2 separate regions of the Homo sapiens genome follow, and region 1 is linked to region 2. Evidence: chromatin contacts called from ENCODE Hi-C or POLR2A ChIA-PET data. All regions are on one chromosome and are shown on one strand. Each heading gives the region's core, a stretch centred on a gene start or an enhancer-like site at or near the end of the contact. The rest is flanking DNA. Distances are from core to core; before and after follow the strand shown. Region 1 overlaps BICD1 (BICD cargo adaptor 1). Region 2 overlaps BICD1 (BICD cargo adaptor 1).

The links. A loop is a pair of places that touch in the nucleus more often than their neighbours do. ChIA-PET counts read pairs that join two places held with the same protein, here RNA polymerase II (POLR2A). Pooled maps may share reads with other maps.
Region 1: a loop to region 2 is called in a map of OCI-LY7, with 5 times the contacts of the local background. The contact joins two enhancer-like sites. A Hi-C loop is called at or near these places in 10 of 168 maps with a recorded cell type or tissue (B cell, Caco-2, GM12878 and 7 more), 27 of 37 single-sample maps with no recorded cell type and 12 of 50 pooled maps. POLR2A ChIA-PET finds 5 or more read pairs at or near these places in 8 of 52 experiments (A673, B cell, BJ and 5 more).

The regions. Positions count from the first base shown.
Region 1 is chr12:32,297,246-32,303,881 of GRCh38, forward strand. The region is part of intron 3 of BICD1 (BICD cargo adaptor 1); the gene reads left to right. Among named protein-coding and RNA genes, the nearest start is that of FGD4, 99 kb to the right of the region's middle. RefSeq lists a silencer at 1,322-1,493. Within about 2 kb of position 5,111, at least 4 of the 41 ENCODE cell types and tissues checked have a DNase peak (open chromatin) inside an H3K27ac peak, as active enhancers do; they include B cell and OCI-LY7, where a contact is called at or near this core.
Region 2 is chr12:32,260,797-32,267,644 of GRCh38, forward strand. All of the region lies in intron 2 of BICD1 (BICD cargo adaptor 1), which reads left to right. Among named protein-coding and RNA genes, the nearest start is that of FGD4, 140 kb to the right of the region's middle. RefSeq lists enhancers at 4,254-4,303, 4,344-4,393, 5,308-5,417. Within about 2 kb of position 4,440, at least 6 of the 41 ENCODE cell types and tissues checked have a DNase peak (open chromatin) inside an H3K27ac peak, as active enhancers do; they include B cell and OCI-LY7, where a contact is called at or near this core.

The sequences.
Region 1 (6,636 bases), core at 3,861-6,360, 37 kb after region 2:
CACCCAGGCTGGAATGCAGTGGCTTAATCTCGGCTCACTGCAACCTCCGCCTCCTGGTCTTGTGACTCGGCCTCCTGAGTAGCTGGGATTACAGGCGTGTGCCACCATGTCCAGCTAATTTTTGTATTTTTAGTTGAGACAGGGTTTTGCCATGTTGCCCTCCCTATGTTGCCCAGGCTGGACTCAAGTGATCGCCCACCTCTGCCTCCCAAAGTGCTGGGATTACAGGCATGAGCCACCATGCCCGGCCCTAATTAATGAAGTGTTAAGTACAATATTGTATGTACAAATGCCACAGAGTTTTTTAAAGAGATGACAATGAGTAGCATTCGGTCACAAAATTGGACTGTGTTACTTTGTACTGAAGTTCCCAATACGTTGTATAGTCCTTCAGCCTGGTTTGATGTTTCTCTAAACAGCAAAGCTACTACCATTTTAAAATGCTTAGTTCAAAGAATTTTCCCTTCTGAAGTATTATTTTTCTTTTAGTTATTTATTATTTTCTAAGTACAGTGTAATTATTGTTTAAAAAACACCTCTTACTTTCTATAAAGAGTCTATTTACATTCCATTTCCTTCCATTAACATATAGCACCTACGATAGAGCCTGATCCACAGTAGATATTAAATAAATACTTGTTGAAAGAATAAGAAAACTGGCCAGGCACGGTGGCTCATGCCTGTAATCTCAGCACTTTGGGAGGCTGAGGAGGATCACTTGAGTCCAAAAGTTTGAGACCAGCCTGGGCAACATAGGGAGACCTCATCTCTACCAACAACAAAAAAAATTAACCAAGTGTGATGATGCACACCTGTGGTTCCAGCTACTTGGGAGGCTGAGATGGAAGGATTACTTGAGCCTGGGAGGCTGAGGCTGCAGTGAGCTGTGATCACACCTCTGTACTCCAGCCTGAGCGATAGAGTGAGACCCTGTCTCAAAAAAAAAAAATGGGAAAAAAAAAAGCAACAATTCAGTCACACTTCTAATATGAAACATTTCCTCCAATGTCAGGTAATAATATATAAGAATATCACCCTGGGTGCAATGGCTGATGCCTGGAATCCCAGCACTTTGGGAGGCCGAGGTGGGCGGATCGCGAGGTCAGGAGTTCGAGATCAGTCTGGCCAACATAGTGAAACCCTGTCTCTACTAAAAATATAAAAAAGAAATTAGCCGGGCGTGGTGACAGGTGCCTGTAGTCCTAGCTACTCAGGAGGCTGAGGCAGGAGAATCGCTTGAACCCAGGAGGCGGAGGTTGCAGTGAGCCGAGATCACGCCACTGCACTGCAGCCTGGGTGACACAGTGAGACTCCGATCCACCTCAAAAAAAAAAAAAAAAAGAGGCTGGGCATGGTGGCTCATGCCTGTAATCCCAGCACTTGGGGAGGCCGAGGCGGGCAGATCACCTGAGGTCTGGAGTTCGAGACCAGCCTGACCAACATAGAGAAACCCCGTCTCTACTAAAAATACAAAATTAGCCGGGCGTGGTGGCACATGCCTGTAATCCCAGCTACTAGGGAGGCTGAGGCAGGAGAATCGCTTGAACCTGGGAGGCAGAGATTGCAGTGAGCCGAGATCATGCCATTGCACTCCAGCCTGGGCAACAAGAGTGAAACTCCATCTCAAAAAAAAAAAAAAAAAAAGAATATCATAAGGTAATATCATAAAAGACCTAGGAAATGTATTCAGTTGTTTTATTTCATTTAACCGGTATTTCAGGGGTATCTCTCTATGAGATCATGTACTTTTTAGAGACAAAAGATACAGTCACTGGCTCAAAGAGCTTGTAGTCCCAATAGGGACTCCTAGCAATTTGTGTAAATGAATATTAAAGCCACATGTTAGGTTTGGCAACACAGGGATAGATTAAGATCTTTAGAGTTCCTAAGCTCTGAAAGGATTATGATATCTAACCTTGACCGTCATGTAGTTAAAAATAAAGTTATTAAACTATGAAGTTGCCATAAGGAATCCTAATAAAGCACTTATTTTTCCTATGGTGACTGCTTTGATGTTGTCTTTAAAATATCAAACACCAGTTTTTAAGCACCTTCTTGTTCCGTTTCTTGCTTCCTCTGCTTTGCTGGGGCTCTAATCACATGGTGCAGCCTTACAACAACGGCACAGAAAGGAGTGATGAGTTTGCCTCAGTGGGCACCAAAGACTTCAGTTAGGATGAGATTCTTAACTTAGGTGTTAAAAGAGGAATAAGAGTTTTCCAGATGACAGCCTTTTCCCAGGCGGAGAAACATGAAACAGCTGGGTGAATAGTAGGAGCTTGTACCACATTTGAGTGAGTGGTGTGAGTGAAGCTGCCCAGACAGAAAGAGATCAGGGCCAGGCACGGTGGCTCACACCTGTAATCCCAACACTTTAGGAGGCCAAGTCACGAGGATCACTTGAGTTTGAAACCAGCTTGGGCAACATAGTGAGACCTCGTCTCTACAAAAAAACAATTTAAAAAATGAGGCGAGAGGATGACTTGAGTCCAGGAGGTTGAGGCTCCAATGAGCCATGATTGTGCCACTGGACTCCTGCCTGGGTGACATAGCAAGAGATCGGGTCTTACAGGAAGTCTAGGCCATCAATTGAATAAATACTACTGAATTTTAAACTCTGCAGTGCAAACTAAATTAATGTCTTCAAGTCAAGACCAGAGTTAGCAAACTTTTTCTGTGAAGGGCCAGATAGTAAGTATCTTAGGTTTCATAGGTCACATGATCTCTCTTGCGACTACCCAGCTCTGCTCTGGTAGAAGCAGCCATAGACAACATGTAAACAAATACATGGGAGTGTGTTCCAATAGAACTGTCTACACGAAAATAGGTGGTGGGCTGGATTTGCTCCGGAGGACATACTATTTTTTTTTTTTTGAGACAGAGGCTCGCTCTGTCGCCCAGGCTGGAGTGCAATGGTGCGATCTCAGCTCACTGCAAGCTCTGCCTCCCGGGTTCACGCCATTCTCCTGCCTCAGCCTCCCAAGTAGCTGGGACTACAGGCACCCGCCACCATGCCTGGCTAATTTTCTTGTATTTTTTAGTAGAGACGGTGTTTCACCGTGTTAGTCAGGATGATCTCGATCTCCTGACCTCATGATCCTCCTGCCTCGGCCTCCCAAAGTGCTGGGATTACAGGCATGAGCCACCGTGCCCAGCCAGGACATACTATTATTGGACAACCTCTGGTCTAGGCCATCAGTTTAACAAAGATTGCAGCAAAACAGGTCTACAATGCAAACTAAAGTAATGTCTGCAAATATAAGCTTATCACATAATCTGGGGCAGTCAGAGGGTTGGTTGAAATACTAGGAAAGGTTGGCAAGAGGTGTCCTATGTTGTCCAGGGAAAGAAAAGGAAAGGGTTGAGAGGAAGATGACTTTACAGTATTTTTTTTTTTTTTTTTTTTTTTTTTTTTGGAGACAGAGTCCAGCTCTTTTGCCCAGGCTGGAGTGCAGTGGAAGCAATCCTGGCTCACTGCAAGCTCTGCCTCCCGGGTTCACGCCATTCTCCTGCCTCAGCCTCCTGAGTAGCTGGGACTACAGGCACCCACCACCATGCCCAGCTAAATTTTTTTTTTTTGTATTTTTAGTAGAGACAGGGTTTCACTGTGTTAGCCAGTATGGTCTTGATCTCCTGACCTCATGATCCACCCACCCCAGCCTCCCAAAGTGCTGGGATTACAGGCGCGAGTCACTGCGCCCGGCCCAACTTTACAGTATTTAAGCAGGCCTGAAAGAAACCATGACACAAGGAAACACACTGCTGTCTGAAGCAATTTCCAAGTTGCCTTTCTTATAACCACACTGAGGGCAATCCTTGCTTCTCCTTTCATAAGGAGGTAAAGGCCCTTCTGATTTCCATACTCCTTCATCCCAAGTCACCTGCAAAGCAGTAAATCATGTTGAGCATGCGTTTCTGGATTCCTCTCTTCCTCCACACTTCATCCTCAGTTTCCCCCTGCTTCCTGGCTAACAAATTGAGATTCCTATAATCAGAGAATGAACCTTTCATTTCACTACCAGAGATAAAGTAAAAAATGCATGTTTTTGCTTGAAGTAACAACCTAGTTGAAATGCAGTCAGTCAGCAAGTATAAAGGAAAGGTGACTGGATGCTTTAGTGTGGGAAAGGTTGTTTGCTCGGTGGAAAAGGTTGGAGAGAGTCAGTCACAGGGCAGGAGCAGTGAACTCAAATGACCACAAGCAGCTTATAAATAGCATTAAGTACAAGATGTAAACAAAAAGTAGAGGCCGAGTGCAGTGGCTCACGCCTGTAATCCCAGCACTTCGGGAGGCTGAGGTGGAAGGATTGCTTCGGTCCAGGAGTTTGAGACCAGCCTGGGCAACATGGTACAAAACCTTGTCTCTACAAAAAGAAAAAAAAAGCCAAGCATGGAGGTATGCGCCTGCAATCCCAGCTACCCAGGAGGCTGAGGTGGGAGGATTGATTGAGACTGGGAGATCAAGGCTGTAGTGAGCTGTGATCAAGCCACTGTACTCTAGCCTGGGCAACAGAGCAAGACCCTGTCACAAACAAACAAACAAAAGAAAAAGTAGATGGAAAAGGAACAGCCAGTGCTCACTTACAGGTGATTTTTGTGCTCTGTGAAGGTGGGCCCAGTGTTGCCTGAATTATTTATTTATTTTTATTTACTTATTTTTAGACGGAGTCTTGCTCTGTCGCCCAGGCTGGAGTGCAGTGGCGCGATCTCGGCTCACTGCAACCTCTGCTTCCTGGGTTCACGCCATTCTCCTGCCTCAGCCTTCTGAGTAGCTGGGACTACATGCACCTGCCACCACGCCCCACTAATTTTTTGTATTTTTAGTAGAGACGGGGTTTCACTGTGTTAGCTAGGATGGTCTTGATCTCCTGACCTCGTGATCCGCCCGCCTCAGCCTCCCAAAGTGCTGGGATTACAGGCGTGAGCCACTGAGCCCAGCCCGAACTTTTGATTTTTTTAAAAAAGAAATCAGAAGTTTTCAAATGTTTGTGAAATCATCAGTTTTCTAAATATTGGCAATCAATTCCAAAAGTTTTATAACGTGTTACAAGCCAAATAAAGCACATCTATAGGCTCGATGGTCTATGGGCACCCCTTGTGATCTCTGCTTTAAATCATTTGATGTCTGAATTGGTGGAAGGGACACGGGAGCACACACCAGCCTGGGGAGCCCACTAGAGTACAGAATGCAAACTACAGGGACACATGCCTTTGAGCAGGTAGTAGATAGCCAGGGCCTGTCAAGTTATTAGGTGTCCCAGGCCAGGTAATAACTCCTTGGAGTTGTGAAAAGTATATTTCATTTCCATGCCATCATGTTTGTAACATGCTATTTATAGTGCCCAGTTATCATTTTTCCCAAAGTGCAATTTTTCTCCCATGAAGTACTCATAATCTTAAGTAATGTAGTTGATATGTAACCCAGAAACTCCTACTTGATTAGAAGACAGTTATTGGTAGTATGCCATTGATAGATTTGTTAATTTTTTGTTATATTTATTCAAATGCATATTCATGGTAGAACAATTAGCACTTTCTAGTTTTCATTCTAAATAATGGATATTATAAATAATGGTCTCCAATATTGACTCTTTTGAGTAATTCTATCAGGGACATGTTGAAATTCCAATGACCATTTTTTTTTTTTTTTTTGCCTTAGAGGCATCTTTTGTACATAATGTATTTCTTTTTTTTTTTTTTTCCCTCAAGACAGGGCCTCACTCTGCCACCCAGATTGGAGTGCAGTGACACCATCAGGGCTCACTGCAGCCTTGACCTCCCTGGGCCCGAGTGATCCTCCCACCTCATCCTCCCGAATAGCTGGGACTATAGGTGCACGCCACCACACCTGGCTAATTTTCTTATTTTTTGTAGAGAGAGGGTTTCATTATGTTGCCCAGGCTGGTCTCAAACTCCTGTGCTCAAGCAATTCACCGAGATTACAGGCCTGAGATTACAGGTGCTGAGATTACAGGCCTGAGCCACCGTGCCCAGTCCTCATAATGCATTTCACACACCATAGTGTGGTGAGCACATTCTTTCACTGAAATAACACTATCCATATTCACATATACAACTGGCATTGTTAGAAACATCTGCTATACATATGTCTTTATGAGTTGCATCCTATTAGAGCACCACAGTGTTTCGGTGACCAGTGAGTGCTGGTTTACCATCAGCTTTCATTGTTCCCTTCTGACGGTGTATTTCTCAGTTTTTTCCTGGGCCCAGTGCTGCCCAGAGTAAAGGCTACATTCTTCACTCCTCCTCGCAGCCAAATGGCATAAGACTAGTACCAGCCAATGATATATAACAAGTGATGTGGGTAACTTTTAATGTCCTTAAAGGGAGACAGTGTGCTCCTTATTTTGTGCCACCGCTTAGAACATGATCAAATGGCAAGCCACCTGAGATAGTATGGTCTAGACTAGAAGGCTGTACAACAACAGAGGAAGAGCCTGGCTCCTGGATGACCTCATGGAGCAGAGATTCCATGAGGAATCTCCTCCTGTCTACCTCCATACTGTTACATAAGAGAAAAACCTCTGGCTGGGCGTGGTGGCTCACGCCTGTAATCCCAGCACTTTGGGAGGCTGAGGTGGGTGGATCACAAGGTCAGGAGATTGAAATCATCCT
Region 2 (6,848 bases), core at 3,190-5,689:
CTAAGCCCTTTAGGGTTTCAGGACAATTCACTGTGTGGGTGAGCAGCATCTGCTTCCCTTCACTTAAACCTGGGCAATTACTGGTTTTGCCCAAGGGTCTTAAAACTTAAACTGCTTGAATATCTGGCAGTTTCCCCGCTGACTTTTCCCTTGTCTGATTTCCTATTTCAATAAAAATAGCCTTGTAGGCGAATATGCCACTGATTCGGAGAATCTCAGTTTCCTGACTGGGCTAGGCAATCAAGGGCAAATGAAAGTGAGTCCTGTTGTACAGGAAGGAGAGTTCTCAGATGATGAGGATGGTCATGGGGACTTTGTTACCGAAGGAGGCCCAAGCTCATGATTTCACAGGATTGATTCCTCCATCTCACTGATCATTTAACAAATACTTATGGATGACCCATGTGCCAGACCCTGTGCTAGGGAACTCATCCAAAACTTACAAAAATTTCTCCTAGATGCACAGACGATGAATAGTAATTACCTCTTCCTGTGTTTTACCCTTCCTATTTCTTCTTTTCTTCCCTTGACCCAGAAATTCATCAATTGCCCTAGGGCTGTTCCGGCTTAGTGCTTGTTGGTCAGTTGGATGTGCCCTTCTGCTCAGGTCTTTGTGGGCTCTCACTGGTGTTCGTATGCATATAGAATGGATGTCTGCATCACATTGTAGGGACAGTGTATGGGGATGTGAAGACAATAAGTGAAAGTCTGCCGCCCACTAAGACACAAGCAGCATTGCTATAAACTCCAGTGGAAAAAGGTGATATTATAGGGAAGGAAAACCGTATTGTCATATTTTCATGGAATTCAGTGAATTGCATTTTGAGGACCAGTGCCATTTTGATGCTGGAGGATTCCACCACCTTTGTGGTGTTGTTTCCTGGAAGAGATTCTACTACTGAAGTGGTGTTGGCAGCAGGTGTACCCAGCAAAATCAGGTAGCAAGGCCTGGTGGAACTTGGCAGAAAGGAGCTCACTGGGGCCATCAGAGACAGTAGTGAGGCCCCCTTGTGCCAGTTAGGGGGCAGCAGAGACCCAAAAGTGGATTTTACCAGAAAGGGTTGAAGCAGGAGAGGAAGGAAATGGCGAATGCCTTGACAGGCCATGTTTGTGAGTCCAGGAAGACAACTCATGGGAGCTCTCAGAAATAATTGTGGGGTGAGGTGAGTGCATACTTGGATAGAGATGTTACAGTACCTGACAGGGGCAAGACCCAGTAATATATGGGTTGTTACTATTAAACGTGACCCCATTTTAAGTCGTGGGTTTATATAACAAGGTTATTTATGCTTGTTATATGCTTTATGTGCATTACCTATAAATGTCCTTAAACTTTTATCACAGTGCAAATGCAGCTCATTACCAGAATCCGTGAGCACTGTCTTCAAACCCTCCCCATTGCCTTGACATTGGCTTTTTCTTAATTCTGTCTCTTTTTTTGGCCACTCTGCTCTTGATCTTGTGTCTACATCTGAGCCTGAAATTGGAGAGTCCTTGGCTACTCTATAATCTGAGTCTTCTACTTCCTGCTTTCCCTATTCAGTCTCCCATTTCCTTCTCCAGCCCCATCCCTGGTACTAGCAAGTCCCTCCCTGATGTCTTCACCATCCGTTCCTTTCAGACACCTGCCACCCTTCACATTAGCAAAATGACAAAAAATAAGAATAAATAAGGTGAGTATAGTAGATTGCATAGTGGCCCCCAAAAGATACACCACAGAGCTCCACACATACTAACCCTTGGTCCCTCAGAATGTGACTTATTTGGAATAAGGGTCTTTGCCAATGTAATTAAGATAAGGATCTAGAGATGAGTCCATCTCCTGGGTTACAGTGAGCCTTAAAGCCAATGACAAGTATCCTTATAAGAGACAGCAAAGGAGAAGGTGGCCATGTGAAGACAGAGACAGAGATTGGAATTCTGCTGCCATAAGACAAGGAATGCCAGGGGCACCAGAAGCAGGAGCTTTCTGAAGGTGCATGGCCCCTGCCAGCACCTTAATTTCAAGTGTCTGGCCTCCAGAACTGTGAGAGAACAAACTCTGCTGTTTAAACCACCAAATTTAGGCTGTGAGTGGTGGCTCACGCCTGTAATCCCAGCACTTTGAAAGGCCAAGGTGGGCGGATCGCTTGAGCTCAGGAGTTTGAGACCAGCCTGGCCAACATGGTGAAATCTCGTCTCTATTGAAAAAAAAAAAATTAGCCAGGTGTGGTGGTGCACGCCTGTAGTCCCAGCTACTTCGGAGAGAGGATCACCTGAGCCCGGGCAGCCAAGGCTGTAGTGAGCTATGATCTGGCCACTGCACTCCAGCCTGGGCAACAGAGTGAGAGCCGGTCTCAAAATCAAACAAAAAAGCCACTAAGTTTGTGGTAATTTATAACAGCAGCCCTAGGAAACTGAGACAATGGGTGACCATACAGCACCAAAGGACTTCTATTTCATGATTGGTGAACATTTTAAAATAAGAAAAGGCCAGGCATGGTGGCTCACGCCTATAATCCCAGCACTTTGGGAGGCCGAGGCGGGTGGATCACGAGGTCAGGAGTTCAAGACCACTCTCGCCAAGATGGTGAAACCCTGCCTGTACTAAAAATACAAAAATTGGCCAGGTGTGGTGGTGGGCACCTGTAATCCCAGCTACTCGGGAGGCTGAGGCAGAGAACTGGTTGAGCCCGGGAGGCAGAGGTTGCAGTGAGCCAAGATCACGCCACTGCACTCCAGCCTGGGTGACAGTGAGACTCCATCCCAAAAAGAAAAAAAAAAAAAAAGTATTACAGAAAAGAATGTGAGAACATGTTTCAAGTATTAACAAATAAAAGAATGCATGCTAAATAATTATTTGCAACACATCATAGAGCCAGTTCTCACCTGGCAATAAGGTACTCCAAAAGTTCATTCATAAGTAAATTGAGACTCAGAATGCATATTTTTCCTGCAGGAGTCATGTGATATATTATGGATGTTTTCAAATATTAATCCATAATAATCATTTTAAGTTAATCATATGCGGACTATAGTTTTCTTGAAGCGAGGGATTGTTCTACACGTATTTAAGTCTTGCTGTCTAGCAGAGTGCTTTGCATGGGTAGGGCCTCCAATAAATGCTTGATGAGTAGTAGTTCATTAAAAAATTCTTTAAAATTTTTTTTACCACAAAACATCTGCAAGTAGAGTAGTTCATTTTTTAAAGCACCATACACTAATATTTAATAGCAGCTGTTTTAGAGTCAGATTGCAAGGCTTCAGATCCTGGCTCTGCCACTTACAGAATGCAAATCATTAAGCAAATTTACATAATCTCTGTGTGCTTCAATTTATTTGTCTATAAAATTGTGATATTAATACCTATCTCACAATGCTGTTGTGAGGAGTAAATGAATTATTATGTACTAAATACTTAGAACATTACTTGCATGTACGGATTCAATAAATCTTAAATATTGTTATTAGCTCTTAAGTATATCTCCTCAACTAAATTATAAACTCTGAGGAAGAGGCAAGATCCTATCCTTTTTAAAATCCCGGCATCTACACAATTTCTTGCATATTGTGTGCACTCAGTGAGTATTTGTTGAACTACTAAAAGGAATGAATGATTGGCTATATGTTTACAATACCTTCTCCATAAAAAATACATATAGAATTGATAACATTCTAACATTTGTTACAGTAAAAAATGTTTTTAGAAATTAAATAGAATTTTTTTTTTAAGACAGTGTCTTGCTGTGTCGCCCAGGCTGGAGTGCAGTGGCATGATGTCAGCTCACTGCAACCTCTGCCTCCTGGGTCCAAGCAATTCTCCTGCCTCAGCCTCCCAAGTAGCTGGGACTACAGGCACGTGCCACCACACCCTCCTAATTTTTGTATTTTTAGTAGAGATGGGGTTTCACCATTGTTGGCCAGGCTGGTCTCAAACTCCTAACCTCAAGTGATCCACCTACCTTGGCCTCCCAAAATGCTGGGATTACAGGTGTGAGCCACCATGCCCAGCCTAAATAGAATTTTTAAGATGTCAGAGCAAAAAGGAAATTATTACCAGTGTGAAATTCTTCACTATATTTTAGCCCCTAAGAGGCAGAGACCTTGTCCTGTTTCTTTGTAACTGCTGCATTTTGCGTGATGTTTTGCAGAATAGGCATGTGCGACCTTGTACACAGAAAGGGCTTAAGCAAATCCTTATGCAGATTCCTGGAGTTATTTTTCTGTGCTGGTCGCTCCTTTCCAGAATTCTACTCTGCAACTTCCAGCTGCCTTAGCCTTCTGAACTCAGAGCCCCCTCTCCTTACCTCCACGAGGCCTCTGGGGTCTCTGGGTTTCCCCTTCTTGCACTTGCAGTTTATACATTGCCTCCAAGCAGAAGGCCCAGGTGTTTCTCATGCTCATCCCATCTGTTTCCCCTCTAACAGAGATTAGTCTTACAAGGCCTCGTGTTCAGTCTGAAAACAGCTGCTTCCTGTACTTCGTTCAGTTCTCTAATTGCTCACAATAAAAAGCTAAGTCCTTTCTTACTTCATCATGGCTAGAAGCAGTTCCCATGCGAATGTCTTGGTTAAAGGAGAAAAATGTATAAGGTAACTATAAACTAAGACTTTCACATCAATTCAGTTGGTTCTTTTGTTAAGAATTACAGGGTTGGGCACGATGGCTCACACCTGTAATCCCAGAACTTTGGGAGGCTGAGGCGGGAGGATCCCTTGAGGCCAAGATTTTAAGATCAGCCTGGGAAACATAGTGAGACCCCGTTTCTACAGAAAAAAAAAAAAAAAAAGTAAAAATTAGGCACAGTGTCGCATGCCTCTAGTCTCAGCTACTTGGGAAGCTGAGGCAGGATGATCAATCCCTTGAGCCCAAGAGTTCGCGGTTACAGTGAGCTATAATTGTGCCACTGCATTCAGCCTAGGTGACACAGCGAGATCCTATTTAAAAAAAAAAAAAAAGACAAAAAGAAAAGAAAATTACAGTATAATTTTTCTGTGTTGAAGAGCTTCTGCTGGACAAATTTTCAGTCTTGGTCGGCAGTTTAACTCAAGAACAGACTCTTCTATCTTCACTTCCAGCTTACATAAATTAGAATGGAGAAGAGAATTCTAAAGTATAAAGAATGTACACTGTTCTCTGCCCCAATTACACATCTGTCTCACGGCTTGTTAGGCAGCATGATGAATAAGCGTGTCATCTCTCTCCATTTATTTGTGCATCCATTTTTATATCCATAGTCTATAGAGACTTTCATTGCTTCTCACAAATTTGTTTAAACTTTTAATAGTGATATATACAGACTTCCTCATCTAAGCACAGACACGATTTCTATTTAGGTCATTTCTGTGCAGTCACTTCCTCTTCCTAGGTCATAGCCCTGTAGTTCTATCATACATAGACTGTCTATTTTAATAGAAACCTGCAGCAATGGTGGAAGGAGGGGAACGGGAGTCATTTCATCAGAAAGATGCATTGTATCTACTGGAGAATTTTCTTGTCTTAGAAACACTAGAAATTATATTTTCTGGAAATTTCAAATTTTACTAAAATGTGGTCATTGTCAATTATGTAACAGGGGCTTTCCTTTTCAATATAGCGACTATCAGTAATAGTGCTGGAAATATGATAACAGGCCACATTCTAAAAATTCATTTCCTCTTTAATTAGGACCTAACTCTTGGAAACTCCTTCATGTGAGCTGCCACAACATCATCTAAAAGCAAACTGCCAAAAAATCATCTTAAACCGCATCATCTAAAAGTTATTTTGGCAAAATGCATGGTCTCAAATGGAAGATAATGACAGCTAAGATAGAATTTAGAATGAGCCCCAGCACTTTGGGAGGCCAAGGCGGGTGGATCACTTGAGGTCAGGAGTTCGAGACCAGCCTGGCCAACATGGTGAAACCCTGTCTCTACCAAAAATATAAAAAAATAGCCAGGCGTGGTGGTGCATGCCTATAATCCCAGCTACTCGGGAGGCTGAGGCAGAAGAATCACTTGAACCCAGGAGATGGAGGTTGCAGTGAGCCAAGATCACGTCACCGCACTCTAGCCTGGGCAATAGAATGAGACTCTGTCTCAAAAAAAAAAAAAAAATTTAGAATGAGCACGAAGTTAATGAATAATACCTCAGTCACATTCTAGTAAGAAACCATTCCTCCTTGTGGGAATTAGAGCCCTGCCCCCAGAACCCTGGCTCTGAGGTTTGACTTCTGTTATGTACTGACAGTCCCCATTACGCTCATGGTTCCATGGTGCCAGCACAGGAGTGGCTGATGACAGAGGCTGACATGTCATGCACATCATTCTGTCTATCTCATTGTTTAGTGTCTCTTCCTTGGTAAATGCTCTCTGATAGGTGTTACCATGCAATCGAAAGATCACACACCTGATACTACTATGTGTCTATCCATTTGCCTCTTTCCTAGACATCTTATCCCTAGCCTTTCAAACTTTCTCCTTCTGGATCCCTGCATATGTACACAGTGTATACAATGAACTGTAATTAAATAAACTACATAATTTACTTATTGATTAGGTCTCTTTTAAACTATTTCTTGTGAGTTCAAGAAAGCAGAGATCTTTGTAGTTTTTTTGTTTTGTATTTTAATTACTACTGTATCCCTAGCACTTATAATAGTGTGTGGCAGAGAACAAGTACTCAGTAAATAGTTGCTGGGTGAATCCATACTAAATATAAATCTTTGTCAATTAGTATATGTGTGAGAAATATCTATTCCTAGTTAGAGGCTGGTCTTTTCATTTACTTTATTGTAAATGATGTTTGAATGAACAGAAGTATGGAATTTTAATGTAGTTAAATTTATCAATCCTTATTAAGCTATTTTTTTGTTTCTTATTTAAGAA